Regions from separate parts of the Homo sapiens genome. Here all the other regions are linked to region 2. The links are chromatin contacts, found by Hi-C or POLR2A ChIA-PET in ENCODE. All regions are on one chromosome and are shown on one strand. Each heading gives the region's core, a stretch centred on a gene start or an enhancer-like site at or near the end of the contact. The rest is flanking DNA. Distances are from core to core; before and after follow the strand shown. Region 1 holds the start of ETAA1 (ETAA1 activator of ATR kinase). Region 2 holds the start of SPRED2 (sprouty related EVH1 domain containing 2). Region 3 overlaps PELI1 (pellino E3 ubiquitin protein ligase 1). Region 4 has its middle 13 kb from the start of MIR4433A.

Region 1 (3,046 bases), core at 308-2,807, 2.0 Mb after region 2:
TTGAGGTAAAGGTCATGTTTCTTTCTTTTTCTACATGAACATCAAATAGACCAAGCACTATTTAATTTCAAAAGTCCTTTTACCATTGCTCAGAAGGGTCACCTTTGTCTTAAATCGTGTTCATTTATATGGAAGTCTGTTTCTGTGCTATCCTGTTTCTTTCATCTTTGTCTATCCTGACACCATCATAACACTGTCTTAATTACCATATAAGTCTTGATACCTGGTAGATATCAACCCTCATTATTCTTCGAGAGATCTTCAAGAGTTTATTGATATTTTTGGTCCCTTGCATTTTCATATAAATTTTAGAAAAAACTTACCATGTTACACACACACAGTCACACACTGGGCCTTCATATGTATTTATGTTGAATCTATAGGTCAGTTTGGAAATAGCTGACATTGTAACAATATTGAGTCTCACAACCCATGAACATAGTGTAACCATTTATTTAGGTCTTCGTTTTCTTTCAAAAAAAAAATTTTTTTTTTTTTTGAGACGGAGTCTTGCTCTGTTGCCCAGGCTGGAGTGCAGTGGCGCAATCTCGGCTCACTGCAACCTCCACCTCCCAGGTTCAAGCAATTCTCTGCCTCAGCTCCCAAGTAGCTGGGATTACAGGCACCCGCCACCACGCCTGGCTAATTTTTGTATGTATGTATGTATGTATGTATTTACTTATTTTACACGAAGTCCCCCTCTGTCGCCCAGGCTGGAATGCAGATGCGCGATCTCTGCTCACTGCAAGTGCAGTGGCGCAATCTCGGCTCATTGCAACCTCCGCCTCCCAGGTTCAAGCAATTCTCCTGCCTTGGCCTCCCCAGTAGCCGGGACTACAGGCACGCACCACCATGCCCGGCTAATTTTTTGTATTTTTAGTAGAGACGGGGTTTCACCATGCTGGTCAGGCTGGTCTTGAACTCCTGACCTCGTGATCCGCCTGCCTCGGCCTCCCAAAGTGCTGAGATTACAGGCTTGAGCCATGGCGCCCGGCCTCAAAAATGTTTTATAGTTCTCTTTGTAGGAAGGACAATCTTTAACTTATTCCTAGTTACTTGCTATCTCATGCACTATTATAAATAGTATCTCTTTAAAACTTCAATTTTATATCTGTTGCTAATCTATTGAAACACATTGATCTTTGAATATTGACTTTGTATCCAGCAACTCTTAAATTAATTTAGTAATTTTTTCTACTTTCTTTTGGATTTTTCTATGCACATAGCATCTATGAAAAATTAACTGTATTTCCTCTTCTTGAGAAATTCGAAGACTCTCAATAATCTGAATTTGACTAACGTGCAATTTTCGTTGTAAATTCAATAAAAAGTTGCTAGTGTATTCAATCTTTCCAACTCACAAGCTCCCACTCTCAGTTTACGCGGACCTGACTACTACCCGAACAACCCCCACCAGTCTGGAGGATTTTGAGCCTAGACACTCCTCCAGAGCAGGCTCCTGTCCCGGCTGCGGAAGTGCGCGCGCCCTCGGCACCTTAACAGTTCCGCCCCTCTCCCGGACCCAGCCAATCAGCGGCCGCCTCTTGCGCGCGCCCCACCGACCAAAATGGCGGCTGCCGTTGGTGCGGGGTGCGGTTTGTAGTGCTGTTGCCCTACTCATCCCTTTGCAAAATGTGAAAGAAGAAGCGGCTGGTGGAGGCGGGCCATAGGCAATGAGTCGGCGAAGGAAACATGATGACAGCCCTAGCCCGAAGAAAACGCCGCACAAAACAGTGGCGGCGGAGGAATGCGGCTCGGTGGTCGAGCCAGGGAGGAGGCGGCTGAGATCGGCCCGCGGTTCGTGGCCCTGCGGGGCTAGAGAGGGGCCTCCCGGGCCAGTGCGGCAGCGAGAGCAGCCTCCGACCGCCGCCCTGTGCAGTAAAAGTAACCCCGAGGGTGAGACGTCGGCAGCGCGGCCTGCCTTGGCTTCGGCGCCGCATCCCCACATCCCAGCTTGCAACAGGGAAATCTGGGGTGGGGGTGGAGTCTGGAGCGTGTATTCTGTCTCTGGGATTCACCCCTCGAGAGTCCAAAAATAATCCTATACCACTCCCCGATGGGCTTTTGTCCCCGAACTTCAGCACTACCCCGTTAGGTTTGACCATCCATTTGCCTCCGCCACAGGAATAGGTAATGTGGTTTACCTGTTTGCGGGAGGGCGGCTGCTTTCCAGGCTGCTCCTCCAGTCAGCAGCAGTGGTGGAGTGAGAAGAAACAGCTGATAGGCCCGCTAACCTCAGTTTTTGCCCGGAGAAGTTATTTCTCTTTAAACCCTTTTTTTCCCTGTGACCTGCTTTAGAGAAGAGTTCATAGGAAAAGTTAAAGTTTGTCTCAAAGCCTGGTAGATGTCTCACCTCATTGTGAATAAACCGGAAGTTCCTGTGTGTAACATCCCTCCAAATAAGATACTAAGGATCTCTTTCGTCTCGATTAGTTTTAGGTGTTACTTTTTAAAAGACTTCTAGTAAATCTTAGTTGGAACTGAAACTCATACAAAAGCCTTTATTCTGGAGCATGTTCTTGAAATAGTGCTTTTTTTTTTTTTTTTTTTTTTATACCTTACGTGTCTTTTTTCTTTTGGGAAAGAATCTCGCCCTGTCGCCCAGGCTGCAGTGCAGTAGCACAATCTCGGCTCACTGCAACCTCCGCCTCCCGGGTTCAAGCGATTCTCCTGCCTCAGCCTCCCAAGTAGCTGGGACTACAGGCGTGTGCCACCTCGCCCGGCTAATTTTTTGTATTTTTGGTAGAGACAGGGGTTTCACCGTGTTAGCCAGGATGGTCTCGATTTCCTGACCTCGTGATCCACCCGCCTCGGCCTCCCAAAGTGCTGGGATTACAGCCACCGCGCCCGGCCACCTTACATGTCTTTAATAATACTCCTATAAAGCAATTTGGGAATGAACAAAAATCTTTATAAAAATTTGAAAGTGATTCTAGACAAAAATTCCCAAGCATTGGATCACTAATGGTTTTTGAAGAATGGCAATTAATGTAGATTAGATAGAGTTGGTGAAAGGGGGCTAAACATATTTAGGTTTCTGTTGGGT
Region 2 (3,159 bases), core at 259-2,758:
CGACAGTCACGGGTCCCGCGCGGGGCGGCCCAGGATCCCTCCGGCGGAGCGCCCCGAGCATTGTTCCCCTCGGGCCCGCGGGCCAGGCACAAGCCCGTGCACGCGCACCCGCGAGGACACTCACATACACACACACACACGCGCGCCCCCAGCGCGATGCCCCGCACGCCCCCGCCGCACACGCCTCGGTCCGCCCCGAGCCGCCCGACCCCGCAGGACGCGTGTGCCGGCCACAAGCGCGTGCACAGGCACTCACGCGCCGCGGGGCCCCTCGGGCGGCTCCAGCACGCCGGCCCGCGCGGGGACCCTGGCGCACCAGACCCCCGCGCAGCCCGCGCCTGTCCTCCTCTCGCTCCGCCGTGTTTTTTATGAATGAAAATGTGGTATGCAAATGAGAGCGATTCAAGAAAACGAAATGGCGGAGCCTAGGCCCCAGTGGGCTCCGGAGCGGACTGCAGGGCTCGCGGGGCGGCGGGAGTCACAAAGTCACTGTGCAAAAACCCACCAGCCCCGGGAAGCCGGAGTGGGGGTGTCAGGTCTTCCGCTCTAGCCGCCGAGGATTTCGGGGGCGGGGGAGCTGTAAGTCCTCCGAGAGGGAGCGGAGACCGCCGGGAGGTCACCCGCACGCCCTTGGCCCCCGGAGCTGCCACCAGCCCGCCGACCCTAGGCGTGCGCCCGCCAGCCCGCAGCAGTTTTTGCCCTCTCCTCACTTCAACAAGCAGGGAAGCCTCGCGTCCCAACGCCGAAAGGTCAGCGAGTCGCTGCACCCCACGCCAAGTTCACCCAATAAGCGTCCCCGCCCGCATCCTCAGCCCCGGCCCCCACGCTGCCCCTGAGGGGCACCCTCGTCCCACCCCGCGACCAAACTTACTCGTCTGGGTGTGTTTCTTCGGTCATTTTCTTGTTCACCTAGACGCCTGTCCCGCGGCGGGCAGCTTTGCTCCCTTCATCTTCCTGTCCGCTCGCCCCCCTTCTTCACATCTCCGGAGATCGCCTGATTTGGGGAGGGGGGGCGGCTAGAGATGAAGAGGGCGCCGCAGCAGAAGGGGAAGCAGGGCGCGGGATAGGGTTTGGGGGAAGGGGTGCAAAGGCAGGCTGCGCGGGGAGTGAACGCCGCAGCGCCGTGGGGAGAGGCGGGCGGAGGCTCCGGGGGCTCGGGAGCGGGCAGAGGGGGCGAGATTTGGGAAGGGGACGGCGGTGGGGGAGAGCAGGAGAAAAACAAGCGCGCCTCGGAGCGGCAGGGACTGCTGCGAGGAGGAGGAGAGCGCCGGCCGCGGGTGGGGGGGCTCAGTCCGGGGTCGCCCCCGGGGGGCCGGGCCAATCACGGTTCCGGGGAGCGGTCGGCGGCCGGGGGAGGTGCGCCTGGGAGGCGGTGCAGGGCGCCCCGTCCGAGCCCCATCTCTCGACTCCACCGATTTACTCCATATTGGATTCTCACCGCCGCCAACAGGAGGAGGAAGTAGGGCGGAAGCGATGACGTCTTCCCAGCGGCCAGAGGTGGTGGAGTGCAAAAAGCTTCCTACTTGCGACCGAAAAAAAGGGAGAAGAAAAAAAAAAAAACTTTGTCCCGCCTACTGAGCACGCCCCGCTTCCTCTCCCCCTCCCTCCTGGCTTCCACTCCCGGGGGAGCCGCGGAGCCGAGTTGTTTGCTTGCGCCGCGACCGTCTGGCTCCGAATCCTCCTTGATTAGGGCTCCGGGTTTTAGGAAGCCCGAGAGGAGGGAGGAGGCGGGAGCGGAGGACTCGTACACATCTGGCTCCCGTTTTTGCCCCCTCCCTCCTTCCAAACACCAAGATTAAAAATCGGGGGGTTGGGCGGGGGCAGAGATGGGAAACTCAAGGGAGGGGAGGGAGTAAAACAGCTGAAGAGGTGCTCAGGCTCAGAGGCACAACTACCCCCACCGCGGGGTGGGAAGGTAGGGGCGGCGCAGGTGCCAGGGGCTGGCTTCTCCAGCCCAACCCAACCAGAGAGGGGAGGGGGTTCGACTTTGCCAAGGTTCTGAAAGGCAGAGGCTTTTCCGTTTCACGTGAATCTTGTGATTTTTTTTCTTTTTTGTCTCAATAGAGGAATGGATTTTTGTTTTGTTTTGTTTTGAGATGGAGTCTCGCTCTGTCCTCAGGCTGGAGTGCAGTGGCGCGATCTAGGCTCACTGCAACCTCCACCTCCTGGGTTCAAGTGATTCTCCTGCCTCAGCCTCCCGAGTAGCTGCGACTACAGGCGCGCGCCACCACGCCCAGCTAATTTTTGTATTTTTAGTAGGGAGGGGGTTTCATCATGTTGGCCAGGATGGTCTCGATTTCTTGACCTCGTGATCCGCCTGCCTCGGCATCCCAAAGTGCTGGGATTATAGGCATGGGCCACCGCACCCGGCCAAGGAACGGATGTTTTTAAGAATCATTACTCATGCAAAGAAAAAGGTCAACCCAGCACAGCCCAGAAACGTTTGCATTTCCGTAGAAATTATGGAATTTCTCGCGTTAAGAAGCAGCCCCGGCCGGGCGCGGTGGCACACGCCTGTAATCCCAGCACTTTGGAAGGCCGAGGCGGGCAGATCACCTGAGGTCGGGAGTTCGAGACCAGCCTGACCAACATGGTGAAACATCGTCTGTACTAAAAATACAGAATTAGCCGGGCGTGGTGGCGCGTGCCTGTAATCCCAGCTACTCGGGAGCTGAGGCAGGAGAATCGCTTGACCCCAGGAGGTGAAGGTGGCGGTGAGCCAAGATTGTGCCACTGCACCCCAGCCTGGGCAACAAGAGCAAAACTCCATCTCAAAAAAAAAAAAAAAGAAGAAGAAAGAAAGAAAGAAAAAGAAACAAGAGACATAGTCCCTATCCCTTGCTGCTCTCCAAACACAGTAGACTTTTCCATCCTCTTGAATGTCCATGGGACAATCCAGATACGATGTTAACTAAATAGCAACCACTGAACAGGTTAAGAGATTAAATATTTGCCTCAGGCTGGGCGCAGTGGCTCATGCCTGTAATCCCAGCACTTTGGGAGGCTGAGGTGGGCGGATCACCTGAGGTCAGGCGTTTGAGACCAGCCTGGCCAACATGGCAAAACCCTGTCTCTACTAAAAATATAAAAATTAGTTGGGTGTGGTGGTGGGCACCCATAATCCCAGCTACTCAGTAGGCCGAGGCAGGAGAATTGTTT
Region 3 (3,423 bases), core at 596-3,095, 1.3 Mb before region 2:
TAACACTATAGATTTAGTTCTATTGCGTCTATAGCAAAAGAACAATTTTTTTGCTTAGACAAGAAACTAAAAAACAAGAGTACGGCTGGCATATACCCTCCATATAATTTCTAGAGCCCTTGGTCAAATTAGCCAAGAAAAACAATATATTTCCAATCAGACATATTCTTACTCTGCTTAGATCTCTTAGAAGGCCTTATCTGGGGATATTTTATCAGTGACATCAAAGTTTCAATCACAGGAACACATTCAATCTTGGCTTCTACTTCTGTATTTGATAATCTAAACCCAAAATAAAACACTTTTGTAGTACCAGTTATTTATATACATAAATGACCCAAGATAGTTTTCAAAATTTAAAAATGGCATATAATCAATCAATATACAACTGGCCTTATTAAACTGCAAATAAAATGCTGTGACAGCTATTCTTCCTGGAACTTTTTTTTTTATGTGTTCTCTGAAGAAAGATTCATGATCTTCCCAAAGGTTTATACTCTTTAACAAAGACCAGTACCTAGACAATGCTTTCCTACTCACTGTCTTTATATATTCTCTCTATATTTTAAAATCTGAGTAAAAGAATTCTTCAAAATGAATTCCTAGGCTGGGCATGGTGGCTCATGCCCGTAATCCCAGCACTTTGGGAGGCCAAGGTGAGAGGATCACTTGAGGCCAGGAGTTTGAGACCAGCCTGCGCAACATAGTAAGACTCCCGTCTCTACAAAAGATTTAAAAAAAAAAAAGTAAAAACAGAAAACATTAGCCAAATGTCATGGCATGCACCTATAGCCCCAGCTACTCAGAAAGCTGAGGTGGGAGGATCACTTGTGCCCAGGAGTTTGAGGCTACAGTGAGCTGTGATCCTCCAGCCTGGGTGACGGAGAGAAACTCTGTCTCAAAAAAAAAGAAAAAAAAAAAAAAATTCCTGAAGTCATGTACTTGAGAACTTTAAATGAGTATGTACATAAAAAACATCCGAATGTCTCGATTACTGGCTTCATTTGTTGGTCTTCAATTAAGTTAGTTTGACCTCATGTATTCAGCCCTATCCCAATGTTATCTAGCACCAAGAACATGAAATAGCACCATTAATTCTACTCAAGACTAGAAGAAATGCTAAAGAAAATCTTCCTAATAAAACTGTCTTCTATTTTATCTATTACTTTGAAACTTTGCTTGATACTCGAAAGCATGTTGCTCTCATTAGCAGGAACTAAACTTCCAGAGTTAAAAAAAAATTTTAAAATAAACATATTCTGGAATAGTGTTATTTTCTTTGTGGGCTGGGAGAACATGAAAAGTTACTCATAAAATATGTATTTATTAGGAATAGTATTATTAATTTGACTGTTAAACATTCTAATCATTTCCTTTTTAAGGGCCAGTGAAATACAATTATTTTCATATCAAGTCTTCCCAAAGGAAAGACTTTGTATAATATCTGTCAGTTTCACCTAAAGAAGAAAAACTGAGAAATCAATCTTTGTCTCTCAACCTAACAAATGTTTTCTTTCATTATTTACATCACACACAGCCTTTTGCTTACTACCTACTAAACACAAGTACAAAATTCCTGCCCTAAAAAAAAAAGCAAAACAAATACTAAGCAAGGGACAAAACAAATCTTATGCAGATTGTTTACATATCTTCTGAGCACTTCTATTTTAGTGGGCAAGTGGGTAGGCATAATGGGGTACTGAGAAAAAAAGGAAAATGTTTTAAAACATGAAAATGTTATAACATTTTTTTATGATGAAAAACAATGTGGACTGCATATATTATCTCAGATAAAACAGATTTCCATCTATACTAGAGTTTCCTTGTGGCTGATTTCAAAAGGATGACTCAAACAGAAAGAACTGCTTTAGTATGTTTGCGGTGGAACCATTTTATGAAACCAATTCAGCTGATGACTGGAGTTTAATTCATAGCAGTTTCTTGATAAGAGTGAAAATTTAATCACCTTCTTCATTCTTTTGCAACCAGCAGGAGTAACACATAGCATTTTTACATAAAAGGAGAAATAATGGTGTGCAGTAGTAGTTGGAGGTTACTACTTTCTGCTAGTGTCTTTTAGCTTCTCAACACAGCAGTGGAGGAAGTGAAGTCTATGTTCCCCTTCCCAAGATACAGGACACCACCTGTGTAAATTCCCACCCTCCTCTCTTAGAGAAGCCAAATAGCATGCTGATAGTATATCACCTACAGGGATAACTTATTTCATCCTGATGGAAAAGGAGTTAACATCTTTCCTAGGGACAGTATTTGTTCCTTTAACTGGGGCTTCTCAACTTGGGCATTACTGACATTTTGACATTGTGGGGCACTGGCCTGTGCATTGTAGGGGGTTCAGCAGTATCTCTGGCCTTTCTGTTCTACCTAGATGCCAGTAGAACATTCTAGTTGTGACTTTAAAAATGCCTCAACTTCCTATCTCCCCACTACTCACTCCCCTACCTTGTGAGAACCACTGCTCTAATCTTGAAGACAACATACATTGTTCTTAGGATGGAAATTTCCCCTTTTTTTGGCATACTTCTTGGCACACAGTAAGGTACTTAATGTTTGCTTACTAACATTATACTGATACTGATAATAAAAGGTTATTTATACTAAGACTTGTGTTAGTAAAGGCCGTGTAGTTGAAGGCGGGTGTAGTTTCAGTATTTTACTAGAATTGATAGGGGCTGAGAGTGAGAATGAGAATCTTGCCTTGATGGCAATTAATGATTAATGTTTCTGTACATTTAAAATATTTTAATATTGTGGCTACCTCTCTCAAATGGTTGAAGGAAAGCGACTAGAGCTGGAGTGGCCACAGAAGTAGCTATAAGGCTACTGCTGGGTAGCCTGCTGTTTAGAGAAAGGCAAATCTTTGGAGGCTAGATAAGTATCTTCTGGACTAAGGGGCCCATATTTAGAAAAATTAAAAGCAGGTTTTGGCAAGCATGGGAGAATTCTTTTAGGTCAACAGAGGGTGTCAATTTGAATCAACCTTGGGGTAAGGTCTATCTTGAACTTGCATAGAATGGTAATTAGCCAAATGCTTTCACGTAAGATTATTTTATTTGACCCCCATAATAGCCCTGTGAATTGGGTAGGAAAGTCTGAACTCTATTTTCCAGATAAGGGAACTGAGTAGGTCAGAAAAGCCCAGTGACTGAAGGCCAAAGAACTCTGGCAGAGCTAGGACTGAGATCCACATGTTAACTCAACATACATTACCCCATTTAATTTCTATTACAACTATAAAGTACAATCATTTGTCCCCATTTTATAAATGGAGAAACTGAAGCTACCAGAGGTAAAGTGGTCCAGATTTTCTAATGTCATTACTCCACACCCTAGACAAGGTAGAATGGGGCTAATTCCTAAACAGACTAAAAGACCCTATTACAGGACCATTTAGAAGACTAGAAT
Region 4 (3,214 bases), core at 527-3,026, 1.1 Mb before region 2:
AAGAGAGAGTTAGGCCCACATACAAGGACATGCAGAGATGAGAACGGGATAGACAGAGAGAGAGTCCTGGCATGTGTGAGACCAGACATGGTTCCTAAATCCCAGATTCCTATAGCTTCTTTTTCAATTCTGAGTCACCTTGGGCCAAGCCACAGAGGTGAGCAAAGAGTTCCCATTTTACTTAAGCAGCCTGAGTTGAGGTTCCATAATTTGCCATTGGTCCCATGAGGATGTGAGGCCGTGATGCCGTAAGTCCACGTGGCAGGAGAACTGGGTGGACAGTAACCTTTTAGGTGCCCACAACTGAGAAGTGAGAATGTTCTCAGAGCACCCCTGGGTCTTAGTCACTGACATTTAAACAGGCTGCAAAACATCTTTCACCTGCCTCTTACATGCCCTCTATGAGTTACATATTGTGGCTTACCACCGAAAGTAACACCTCCCTTCTGAGTCTCAAAGACAGCAAGGCAAGCTGAGAACTTGGAGATGTGTATTAGTGAGAGGAACCTCCCACTGGTTTAGATCAGGGAGGACATCCCGTGGTCTGCTCAGGTCAGTCATGCCCCAGGCCAGCAGCTGGAAGGACAGCAGAGTGGGCTCAGTGAGCAGTGAATATAACCCAGAAAATAGATGTTCATCTCAAGGGCAGTCTCTGGGCGTCATGCATCTTTGGACCCCCAGGGCTGAGTGCTGCATCAAGGAGTCTGAAGTTCTTTAAGGTCCCAGTGAATGGAACGGAATCTGCCCCAGCTGGTAGCGTGTCCCCGGCTGCACTAAATGAGATTCTGTGGGGTACGGGGAAAGGCATGAGAACTTTAGGCCCCTGAGGTCAGGGAGACACAGCCAAATAGCTCAGATACAAAGTGTCTTGGCAGGCACAGAGGGGTGTAGCAGTGAGGTGAGTGGGCGGGGAGGGGGTGCATTTTTTGCTAGTGTGCCCAGTTTTGTTGACAAAAACGGTAGCATCTGAGCAGGACCTTGACCAGCTGGTGGGATGCAGGGTGAGTGATATGCGCAAGATGTGGTCCTGGGCCAGCACCATCAGCATCGTCTGGGAACTTGTTAGAAAGGCAGAGTCTTGGCCAGGCGTGGTGGCTCACGCCTGTAATCCCAGCTCTTTGGGAAGCCGAGGCGGGCGGATCACAAGGTCAGGAGATCGCGACCATCCTGGCTAACGTGGTGAAACCCCATCTCTACTAAAATACAAAAAATTAGCCAAGTGTGGTGGCATGTGCCTGTAGTCCCAGCTACTCAGGAGGCTGAGGCAGGGGAATCGCTTGAACCCGGGAGGCAGAGGTTGCAGTGAGCCGAGATCGGCCCAGTGCACTCCAGCCTGGCAACATGGGACCAGGCGGGCAAGGCAGGCAGGCATCTGATTGCAGGATCCCCAATACCAGATTTTAGAATCATGTCATTTTTCCATACCACTGAGAAGCTCCTGAAAGTTTTTGAAGAAGAGTGAGTCATTCATTTATTCACTCAGCTAATATTTATCAAGCACCTACCACGTGCCAGGCCCTACACTGGGCACCAAGATCCAACAGTCAACGTGCCCACATTAGCTAAGGGCAACTTTTAAGCAAGGGCTTATTCAGAGACAAGATTGCTATTGTCTGTGTTTTCCATCTGATTTGCGAATGGAACATACACCTGCTGTGCTCTCCAGAAACAACTCTGCTGCTTGTCTCTGACAGAAGCGCTTCAGTTGAGCATTTATGGAAGTTTCTAACAGTGGTGATGTGAATGGATGACAGAAAGCAGGCGCGTGCGCACACGCAGTTTTCAAAGGCTGGGGGCCAGTGGGAGAACGCATTTTCTTTCAGGTCTGTGCTGCCTGCCAGGGAGCTGCTGTTCTCGTGCGGCATCTTAAGATGGCCCTGGCAGCCTTTGGCTTTTGCCTTGTGAGGGTCAATGGGCTTCAGGTGTTTCTGTGTTGATCTAACAGTTTCAGGAAGCCGTGGGCTGGGAGGGTGGGGGTGAGCGAGGGGAGGAGTGGGGAAGGGAAGGAGGAAGGCTGTGGGTAGCTTCTCTTCTGTTCTCACATGACAGCTCTGATGAAATTAGAGTGTGATCTCAAAGACAAGCTGGTCTTTTCATCTGAATTAAATGAAATAGGCCAATATGCTCTTCTAGAAGATCAAACATACCCAGGACAATGTTCAATCCTCTTTCTTTGTCCCACTTTGGGACAAAAACCAAACTGGGGAAAAGAACGGGGAGGCTGGAGCGCCTGCTGGGGCCCCTTCTCTGCCCACACGGCTCCTCTTGGGTTCTGGGCAGGCTGAGCTTAGCGGGCATTGCCCTCTGCTGGGGCATATCAGGAGAAATGAGCTAAGGCCAGGGGTGGTCCTATCAGGTGGCAGAGGACAGGATTTGGACGAGTCGCAGGGCTATTACTGATGGAGATTTAGCACTCTGGCCTCTGAGAAAACAGCCAGGTTTCTGATCTGCCCAAGCCCTCTGTCTCTCCTGTCAGGGGCCTTCTCAGCACCCCCTAAACATTCCAATTCCTCTCCTACTCCAGTCTATTCCCTTCTTTCTCTGAATGGTCCATAGCTTATCCCAGGTCTGTGGGCAGAGGGGAAAGAAACAGAAGGGAGAGCTGAGAAATCTCTCCCGCCCAGCACAGTCGGTATCACAAGCTCTGTGTCCGGTTTCCTTGTCCTATATTTGGTAACACGACAGTGGCCTTTCTGACTGATGCGAGCCCCTGTTCTCTTCACTCCCTGGGGATTGCTGATAGGAGGCCAGCATTTCAGTAGGCAGCGCATCATCAGCCCTACCACGGATCTTATTTTAAACTAATTACATTACTGAAGGGTGGGTAGGAGGGAGGAGAAGGGGTAATTATAACCGGGGAATTTTTTTTTAAAGGCCTAGTTTCAAAAATCTCAGACTTAATTTAGTAAATTTCAATTACAGAGAGTTACTAAGCTGAAGATCATTTGCATTACATCCTTAATTACTACTTCATTTGTATCTGAGATCATCAATAGAGATTCTTGGGAATGTGTACTTGGAATAAGTGATTGATCCTAATGAGGCCTTTGTTCCTCCCAAGCCTCACTTAGGAAGCTATTTCTTCCCTCTTGCAGAGGCACAGAGTTTGCCAAGCCAGGTGGAGACACCCTAAACTAGAAATGGAGCCTGAGGTTTTCAAACTGGTTTTGCCAGAGGCTGCAAGACTCTAAGCTCTGTCCTGATGTTCCCCAAC

The links. Hi-C counts contacts between places; a loop is a spot of excess contacts on that map. ChIA-PET counts read pairs that join two places held with the same protein, here RNA polymerase II (POLR2A). Pooled maps may share reads with other maps.
Region 1: a map of naive thymus-derived CD4-positive, alpha-beta T cell shows a loop between it and region 2 (7-fold over the local background). The contact joins the promoter of ETAA1 here to the promoter of SPRED2 in region 2. A Hi-C loop is called at or near these places in 1 of 168 maps with a recorded cell type or tissue (naive thymus-derived CD4-positive, alpha-beta T cell), 1 of 37 single-sample maps with no recorded cell type and 13 of 50 pooled maps. POLR2A ChIA-PET finds 5 or more read pairs at or near these places in 1 of 52 experiments (activated CD4-positive, alpha-beta T cell).
Region 3: a loop to region 2 is called in a pooled map, with 4 times the contacts of the local background. The contact joins the enhancer-like site here to the promoter of SPRED2 in region 2. A Hi-C loop is called at or near these places in 1 of 37 single-sample maps with no recorded cell type and 4 of 50 pooled maps. POLR2A ChIA-PET finds 5 or more read pairs at or near these places in 1 of 52 experiments (H1).
Region 4: a loop to region 2 is called in a map of naive thymus-derived CD4-positive, alpha-beta T cell, with 6 times the contacts of the local background. The contact joins the enhancer-like site here to the promoter of SPRED2 in region 2. A Hi-C loop is called at or near these places in 1 of 168 maps with a recorded cell type or tissue (naive thymus-derived CD4-positive, alpha-beta T cell), 3 of 37 single-sample maps with no recorded cell type and 6 of 50 pooled maps. POLR2A ChIA-PET finds 5 or more read pairs at or near these places in 1 of 52 experiments (OCI-LY7).

Annotation. Positions count from the first base shown.
Region 1 is chr2:67,395,776-67,398,821 of GRCh38, forward strand. It overlaps ETAA1 (ETAA1 activator of ATR kinase), which reads left to right and starts at 1,558. Exons shown (of 6, transcript NM_019002.4): 1 at 1,558-1,896. The coding sequence starts at 1,674.
Region 2 is chr2:65,431,091-65,434,249 of GRCh38, forward strand. It overlaps SPRED2 (sprouty related EVH1 domain containing 2), which reads right to left and starts at 1,509. Exons shown (of 6, transcript NM_181784.3): 1 at 872-1,509. The coding sequence starts at 897. RefSeq lists silencers at 1-361, 392-441, 1,212-1,411.
Region 3 is chr2:64,112,391-64,115,813 of GRCh38, forward strand. The region is part of intron 1 of PELI1 (pellino E3 ubiquitin protein ligase 1); the gene reads right to left. Among named protein-coding and RNA genes, the nearest start is that of PELI1, 30 kb to the right of the region's middle. RefSeq lists an enhancer at 1,734-1,813. Within about 2 kb of position 1,846, at least 5 of the 41 ENCODE cell types and tissues checked have a DNase peak (open chromatin) inside an H3K27ac peak, as active enhancers do.
Region 4 is chr2:64,325,820-64,329,033 of GRCh38, forward strand. No RefSeq gene overlaps it. Among named protein-coding and RNA genes, the nearest start is that of MIR4433A, 13 kb to the right of the region's middle. RefSeq lists enhancers at 611-720, 2,060-2,219. Within about 2 kb of position 1,777, at least 24 of the 41 ENCODE cell types and tissues checked have a DNase peak (open chromatin) inside an H3K27ac peak, as active enhancers do.